2 separate regions of the Homo sapiens genome follow, and region 2 is linked to region 1. The links are chromatin contacts, found by Hi-C or POLR2A ChIA-PET in ENCODE. All regions are on one chromosome and are shown on one strand. Each heading gives the region's core, a stretch centred on a gene start or an enhancer-like site at or near the end of the contact. The rest is flanking DNA. Distances are from core to core; before and after follow the strand shown.

Evidence for each region. A loop is a pair of places that touch in the nucleus more often than their neighbours do. ChIA-PET counts read pairs that join two places held with the same protein, here RNA polymerase II (POLR2A). Pooled maps may share reads with other maps.
Region 2: a pooled map shows a loop between it and region 1 (4-fold over the local background). The contact joins the enhancer-like site here to the promoter of EHBP1L1 in region 1. A Hi-C loop is called at or near these places in 2 of 168 maps with a recorded cell type or tissue (heart right ventricle and naive thymus-derived CD4-positive, alpha-beta T cell), 7 of 37 single-sample maps with no recorded cell type and 15 of 50 pooled maps. POLR2A ChIA-PET finds 5 or more read pairs at or near these places in 6 of 52 experiments (GM12878, H1, IMR-90 and 3 more).

What each region holds. Positions count from the first base shown.
Region 1 is chr11:65,574,053-65,578,089 of GRCh38, forward strand. EHBP1L1 (EH domain binding protein 1 like 1) reads left to right here and starts at 2,001. Exons shown (of 19, transcript NM_001099409.3): 1 at 2,001-2,354. The coding sequence starts at 2,251. FAM89B (family with sequence similarity 89 member B) reads left to right here. Exons shown (of 2, transcript NM_001098785.2): 2 at 1-138. RefSeq lists silencers at 86-605, 1,626-2,045, 2,056-2,115, 2,176-2,275, 3,326-3,620 and an enhancer at 976-1,115.
Region 2 is chr11:65,926,232-65,930,322 of GRCh38, forward strand. No RefSeq gene overlaps it. Among named protein-coding and RNA genes, the nearest start is that of DRAP1, 8.9 kb to the left of the region's middle. RefSeq lists a cis regulatory region at 1,641-2,206 and enhancers at 1,743-2,172, 1,887-2,181. Within about 2 kb of position 2,025, at least 11 of the 41 ENCODE cell types and tissues checked have a DNase peak (open chromatin) inside an H3K27ac peak, as active enhancers do; they include GM12878, where a contact is called at or near this core.

The DNA of each region.
Region 1 (4,037 bases), core at 751-3,250:
GGGTTCCTCTGCCCTGGAAGGGCTCCAGGACCCGTCCCAATAACCACCCACGGCCAGGAGGGCCAAGGCCCCGTGCTGGATATTTAAATTTAGGGGCCGGTCTCCAGGGCGCGTAGATAAATAAATACACTCAGCGTCGTTGTGCTCTGCCTGGCTGGCTCTGGGGCGGGAAGACCGCGGTGTTTGTGGCAGGTGCGGCCCCGCGCTCTGCCAGCAGGTGGCGCCCGAGACCCCCTCCCCCCCCGCCCCGCGCCGAGTGAAGGCCCTGCCGTCCCGCCGGGGCGGGGCTGGGGGCGCTGCCTGCTGGCCGAGCCTGGCTCAGCCGCCGGGTGACTGCGGTCGAGTCACTTCCCCTCTCTCGCCCGCGACCTCCGAGTCCCCCGCTCCCTCCTCCCAGTTCGCTTCGGGCTTTCCCTGCCTGCCGGGAAGGAAGGAGAAGGAGCCGCCCACCTTGAGGAGGGAAACTTTCCACCCCGCGCGGGGCGGGGTTGAGGCGGCGCAGGAAATGGGTGGCCGGAGTCGCCGGAGCAAGGGGCCCCGGCGGGGGCGGGGGAGGCGCCTCCGGGAACGGCCTGGGACCTCACGCCCCGCGGGTGGGAGGGAGGGGTGGCAGAGGCCGAGGGGAGTGAAGTCGCGGCACCTCGGGCCTTCCCGGAGGCCAAGCATGAGACTCCGCGGCGGTGAAGTTTGATTGGGGTTCCAGGGACCCGTATTCCCCGCTCAGTCTGTGAAGACCGCCGGCTCTCCCCACAGCACTAGCGGTCTTTACAGTTATCTGTGGAAGGTTTCTTAGGAAACCGGGGACCCACACCGCTGGGACTGAGAACCAAACCCAGTTGTCAAGCCCACCGGAAGAAGCCAGCACGTTCGGAGACAGTGGGTACTCAGCCCCCTACACGCGCACACGACACCTCACAACCTCCTGAAAAGAGGTGAAGCCGCACACCGAGGTGTGCGGACGAACAGCACATCCCCGCGCCCTGCTGCAGCCATTTGCCTCCTGGAGATGCAGCCCAGATGGCAGTCCTGGCACTCAGACATCCCGTTAAACCAAGTAGCAGTCACGCACCGGGCTCCTGTCCATTTACACACCTTGCAGAGCAGCGGGAAGGAACAAACTGACCTATTGCCCCAGGGCAGCTGACACCTGCAGAGGCTCATTACCATGCAGGGCGGGTGGGTAGGCGATAAGGGCTCTAATCTAGGGGTTCACAGCTGCTAACGCTCCAGGCAGGCTTTCCTGGGGAGGGAGAGTAAACATACACAAAAATGACACGTTTTCCCCATCCATTATAGCGCATCCCATTTAATAAGGAGGCATGGCAAAATCAGCCAGGCTTTCTGCTAAATGCCTTCTGAGGTTCATCCTCTCAGGGATTCCCTAAAAGGCGGAACTACAATTATCCCCATTTAATAGACGTTGAAACTGAGGCTCAGAGTGTTAGCGCTTTGCCCAAAGTCACACTTGGTTGGAGGTCAGTTATGATTCTCCAGCTACTTGTCGGGGTTTGGGATTATCTTCCCCCTTGACAGCAGAGTCAGGTTCTGAGGTTGGGCCACCGAGGTTACTGACGCCTTCCTGCTCTGGTTAAGACGTGGGTGGCTGCACCTTGGAGTTGAGAGCTGGTCCTCGTCCACATTCACAGTATGACTCTGAGCAAGTCCCTTCCCCTTTCTGGGTCTCAGTTTTCCCAGCCGTTGAAAGGGGGCCAGTAGTACGTACCTCCCAGGGCTGCGGGCAGGAAGGAAGGCGGCCCGGGCAGCGCTCTCTAGGGTGGCACCAAGTTGCTGGTTGCCCTCTCTCCACGCAGCCTCTGCGCGCACCGAGCGGGCACTGCGGTCGGGCGACACCCCTTCCACGCCCCCCTCCCCCGCCCCCGCTCCCGCTCCCGGGTCGCGGCGCGAGGCCCCGGAAGCCGGGTCGCCCCGCCCCCGCGCTCCTGCCCCGGCCCCCGCCCCGCGCCGGAGCCCCGCCCGCCTTCCGACGGGGGTGCGGCTCCAGGAAACGGCGCGCTCCCAGCTCCGCGCTCGCCACCCGACGCGCCCCAGGCGACCCCGCAGACTCAGCCAGACCACCCTGCGGGCCCCAGCGGCGGCAGCGGAGAGCGCGGTCCCGGGTCGGAGCCTGGGACACCTCCGCACGGACGGGGCGGGCGGCGCGGACAGGCCATGGGGACCCGGGCCGGGCCAGCGGTGGCGGGCCAGCGGGAGCCCCGGGCCTGAGAAGTGGGCGGCGGGGTGGCGGGGGCCATGACCTCGGTGTGGAAGCGCCTGCAGCGCGTGGGCAAGCGGGCGGCCAAGTTCCAGTTCGTGGCCTGTTACCACGAGCTAGTGTTGGAGTGCACCAAGAAATGGTGAGTGGGAGGGAGGCGGGGGGGCTCCCCCGAACTTGCTGGGACCTCATCCGGCCCTTTGAGCCTGAGAGGACTCTGCCCCCCCAGCCCAATGACCAAATGGGCCCCCACCCCAGCTTGGGCCCTGGTTCCGTTCCCAGGCTCGGAGATTCAGAAGTGCCCTTGCAATTTGTGGGACCCCTGGAGTTGGGGGCGTGGGCAGCCTTCCCTGCGCGGGGGTCAGGACTTTCAGGCCTGAGGTTCTGCCTGTGTCCACTCCTTCCTCAGCTGCGGTCAGGGCTGGGGGAGGGAGGCCGCATGTCTTGTGCCAGAAAGGTGGTTCAGGGTGGCATTGGAAAAGGGATCAAGTTTTGAGGTCTGCAGGTGGCTAGGGCTGGGGCAGGAGCCTCCCTGACCTTACTTAGTCCAGCTAAGAACAGAGATGTTGCCCCCTCCTCCCCTGCCATCTTGTTGAGCCAGAAGAACCCCTCCAACTCCCGCCTCTTCAGCCAGAGTGCTGGGAGGCTGGAAACATCTCCACAATGTCCTTAAAAGGGGAAACTGAGTGCTGGGAGGATTGAGGAGGGAGGCGGGGAGCAGCTTAAAGGGGCCTGAGGACCTAGGAGGTTGTGGGTCCGGGAGGAGAGGGTTGCGGAGGGCAAGGTGGCAGGGTGAGGGGTGATTCACCAGAGGGTGCAGGCCCCAGCCTGGACTACCAACAGGTTCAGGGGCATCTCGTTCACATGCCGCCACCCATAGCTGCCCAGGCCCCTGCGTCACACCCTAAATATACGTGCTTGCTGGTGTCAGCTTCCCTTGGCTGGATTAGGGCACAGCTGTGGGGGCCTCACCCGCCAGGCGGGGCTAAATTTAGGCTCCCCAGGGGAAGGGCTGGGGCAGGAAGGGACCATGGGGTCCAGGGGGAGGGGAGTAAGCAGGAGGCTGGGGTCCCTTGGGCAGCTGCCATATCCTTGGCCTTGCCCACACTGGGCCTGCTAGAGGGCCATTCACATCTTTCAGCAGAGCCTGGGAGAGCTTGGGGGCTGGCACTTGAACTCTGGCCTCTGGCTCCTGCTCCAGCATCCTGCGGGAGGCCAGGGAAACACTGGGCACAGCAGGCTGAGGGTGCCGGCAGTGTCAACGCAGCTGAGTCACAGGCGGCTGTGGGTAGGGCCTCCTGGGCTGCTTAGCCTGGAGCCCAGGCCGGGAAGCTGCCCCTGCCCAGGTTGCAGCTTCCCAGGAGGGCGTGCCCAGCCTGAGTCAGGCTGCCCAGCCAAGCCCTGCCCTCCCTAGGCACCCCCTGTCCGCTTCCCCTTTCTGGGAAGGCCCCTTAGTTACCCTTGCTCTGCCATCGCTGGCAATTTGGGCTTGGGGAAGGGAACTTGGCTCTGGGTTGGAGGGCTCTAGGCTCAACCGTGTAAACTTGTTTGGCTCCAAACCTCTGTGGGCCTCAGCATCCTCAGGGTTAACAGAGAGGCACTTATCCTGGCTTGGCCTCAGACGAACAGTGAGCTGGGCAAACCCCAGCATCACGAGAGGGTGCAGGCATGGGGCTGGGTACAGGCAAGGCCAGTTCGCGTGCTGCCCTGGGCCGGATCGTCCCCTCAAGCATCACCCCTCCTGGGCAGCAGTTGAACATCTAACCCCAAGGGGCCCTCTGCCCCCAGGCCCAGCCATGAGTCCACTCAGTGCCTGGGAATGGGC
Region 2 (4,091 bases), core at 775-3,274, 350 kb after region 1:
CCCAAAGTGCTGGGATTACAGGCATGAGCCACCGTGCCTGGCCTGTTTTCTTTTATAAATAAATAAAAGAAAGGCAAGGGAATGGTACTTGTGATCCAGACCCTCCACCACGGGTCTGGTCCCTCCCCTTTTTGGTACAGGGCCTTTGATTAGGGTGGGTCTGGACTTAAACACAGGTGTGTGTGTGGAACAGGGCATGGAGAGGTGAAGTTAACAACCTATCCCGCCACACCTGAGGCCATTCCTTCCAAGTTACAGGGATGCTCGGCTCCAGAACATGGACGAGACCGTATAGATACAAATATATATGTATATGTCTCTATATACACAAATATATGTATTTTTATATGTATATGTGTGTGCCTATATATGTGTGTATATATATGTGTGTGTGTGTATGTGTGTGTATATATATGTACACACATATATATATGTATATATATATTTTTTGAGACATGGGATCTCACTTTGTTGCCCAGGCTGGTCTCAAACTCCTGACCTCAAGTGATCCACCCTCCTCAGCTTCCCAAAGTGCTGGGATTACAGGCATGAGCCACCCCACCTGGCCTCTACCTCTGTTTTCTTTTCTTTTTTTGAGGCGGAGTTTCTCTCTTGTCACCCAGGCTGGAGAGCAGTGGTGCTATCTCGGCTCACCACAACCTCCGCCTCTCAGGTTCAAGCGATTCTCCTGCTTCAGCCTCCCGAGTAGCTGGGATTACAGGCATACGCCACCACACCCGGCTAATTTTGTATTGTTTTTAGTAGAGACAGGGTTTCTTCATGTTGGTCAGGCTGGTTTCAAACTCCTGACTTCAGGTGATCCGCCCGCCTCGGCCCCCCAAAGTGCTGGGATTACAGGCGTGAGCCACCTTGCCCAGCCTATCTCTATTTTCTAATCTGTAAAACGGGGATCATAATAGCACCTCCTTCAGGGACATGTGATGGTTTCATGAGATATGATATGTAAGTCGCTCAGCACAGTGCCTGGCATACAGTAAGCACCCAATAAATGGTGCCTGCTGTTATGGACATTTATGGAAATAAGATCCTGGAAAGCAGATTGGAAGGGCATGTACTAAACAGACAAGGGGATGTCGTGGCTCAAAGCAGCAGGAGTAGGACTGGGATGCAGGGAAGGGGAGAGTCCATTGAAAGGGGAAGCTTTAGGCTGGGTGTGGTGGCTCAAGCCTGTAATCCCAGCACTTTGGGCAGCCAAGGTGGGCGGATCACCTGAGGTTGGGAGTTCCAGACCAGCCTGACCATCATGGAGACACCCCATCTCTACTAAAAATACAAAATTAGCCGGACATGGTGGCGCATGCCTGTAATCCCAGCTACTCGGGAGGCTGAGGCAGGAGAATTGCTTGAACCCGGGAGGCGGAGGTTGCGGTGAGCCAAGATCGTGCCATGGGACTCCAACCTGGGCAACAGGAACGAAACTCCATCTCAAACAAACAAACAAACAAACAAAAAAGAAAAGAAAAGGGAAGCTTTTCAGGGCCCTATGGCTGCATGGAGTGCCCCAAACTAAGGCGCATGTCTGCTTGATTCTATGCACCCTGTGTTGAAAAAACAGAAAAGACATTGTCAGAATGGGCCCAACCTCAGGGGACAGCATCACATAGGGCAGGGTAAAGCATGGCCCTGCAGGATTCATGGGATCATACATTGTCTTCATTCAGTCACTCAAGAAATATTTGCTGAGTACCTACTCTGTGCCGGGCCCTGCTCTGGGCTTGGGGAAGGTGAACTCAGAGAAAACACACAGAGCCTCTGCTCCCTAGCTCAGTCCAGTTGGGGGAAGGGGCAGCAGACTGATGGTAAACAAATAGGTACATTCACGCCTCTCCAGGGGTAGTGGGGAGAGGGGACCCCGAGGAGGCCAGCGTGTTGAAGCCGCAGCAAGCAAGTGGGTGGGCAGGGCCCTGGTTCCTCCAGGGGGGTGCGGCTGCCCTGTTTTTAGCCACAGATGCTCTTCCATTCCAGCCTGGTGCCCAGAGTCGGTTTCACTTTCCTCTTACCCGTTTTCTTAGAGTTTGGTTTCTGTTTTGTGGGTTCCCTGCCCCCCTTCCGCCTTTGTCTGGAGTTGCAGATTAGCCTAGTGGTTCTCAACCCTGGCTACATCTTAGAACCCTGGGGAGCTTTTTTTTCTTTTTTTCTTTTTTTTTTTTTTGAGACAGGGTCTCATTCTGTCTCCCAGACTGGAGTGAAGTGGCGCGATCTTGGCTCACTGCAACCTCTGCCTCCCAGGTTCAAGTGATTCTCCTTTCTGCCTCAGTCTCCCCAGTAGCTGGGGAGGCTACTCGCCACCACGCCTGGCAATTTTTTGTATTTTTAGTAGAGACAAGTTCTCACCATGTTGACCAGGCTGGTCTCAAACTCCTGACCTTAAGTGATCCACCCGCCTCGGCCTCCCAAAGTGCTGGGATTACAGGCCTGAGCCACTGTGCCCGGCCGACCCTGGGGAACTTTAAAATACCCATATCTGGGCCTGTCTTCAGTTAGATCAGAAGCCCTGAAGATGAGCCTTCCCAAACTCTGGTCTCGTCTTCTTAACTCGGTGAGAACAACGGTTGCCCTCCCAGTGCAGTGGTAGGAAAATCACCTATGCAATGTCAGGGCTCCTCCCCTTTATCTTCCGTTTTTCAGGGATCACAGCCCTGAGCTGCCCTTTGTCTAATATCTGAAAACACTTGTTTCCTGTGCTTTGTCCAGTTTCTTAGCTGTTTGTAGAAAAAGGGCAATTTCAGTTCACCTTACTTCCTCAAGGCCAGAACCTAGAGTCCCTCCTCATCCTTTGAACTCCCCAAGTCCTTCACCTGTCCCCTCTCCAAGTTTCTTCCCATGCTCTGGCTGGGATAACTGTGCTTGCAGGTTTCACCTCCACTTCTGGAAAGCGCCCCTCTTGGGGACACAGGGCCTGTCGGATTCACGTCTGTGTCTCCAGGATGTCTCACAGGGCCTGGCACGTGGTAGGTACGTGGTGGGCATGTTTTTGTGCATGGGTCTGCCCTGCCCTTCTTCCTTCAGGCCACCCCAAATCATATCCGTATCCCTAGAGAACTGACGCCCACCCCACTCCAACCAGGTGGCACCTCCAGGACCGCTGGTCAAGATACCCTCCCCACAGCCATTGGTCAGGGGTGGCCGTGAGACTCAAGACAGCACATGTGGCCGGGTGCAATCGCTCACGCCTGTAATCCCAGGACTTTGGAACGCTGAGGCAGGCAGATCACCTGGGATCAGGAGTTCAAGACAAGCCTGGCCAACATGGCAAAACCCCATCTCTACTAAAAATACAAAAATTAGCTGGATGTGGTGGTGGGTGCCTGTAATCCCAGCTACTCAGGAGGCTGAGGCTGCAGAATTGCGAGAACCTGGGCAGTGGAGGTTGTAGTGAGCCGAGATCGCACCACTGCACTCCAGCCTGGGCGATAGAGCAAGACTCCGTTTTTTAAATAAATTACCCAGTTCCAGGTTTTCTGTTATAAGCAACAGAGAATGGGTGAAGACATTTATTTTTATCTTTAATAATGTATTTAGGCCAATTGTATGCTAGAGAGACCTGACTACTACAAGACATCATTGTATGCTTGCCGAATAAATGAAATACCATTGATTAATTTGCAAACCACATTCCCAGTGCACCTGAGGTGGCTTCCAACAAGAACAAGGAAGGTAAAATTTAAAAAACAGAAATGGAGATTCAAGAATGTGGATGGGTGCAGTGGTATACACCCGTGCTACCAGTGGTGCACTCCCAGCTACTCTGGAGGCCCGAGGAGGGAGGATCACTTGAGACCAGGAATGTGAGTCCAGACTGGGCAACATAGCAAGATCTTATCTCTAAAAACAAAAAATTTTAGGCCGGGTGTGGTGGCTCATGCCTGTAATCCCAGCACTTTGGGAGGCTGAGGAGGGCGGATCACGAGGTCAAGAGATCGAGACCATCCTGACCAACATGGTGAAACCCTGTCTCTACTAAAAATACAAAAATTAGCTGGGTGTGGTGGTGCACGCCTGCAGCCCCAGGTACTCGGGAGGCTGAGGCAGCAGAATCTCTTGAACTCGGGAGATGGAGGTTGTAGTGA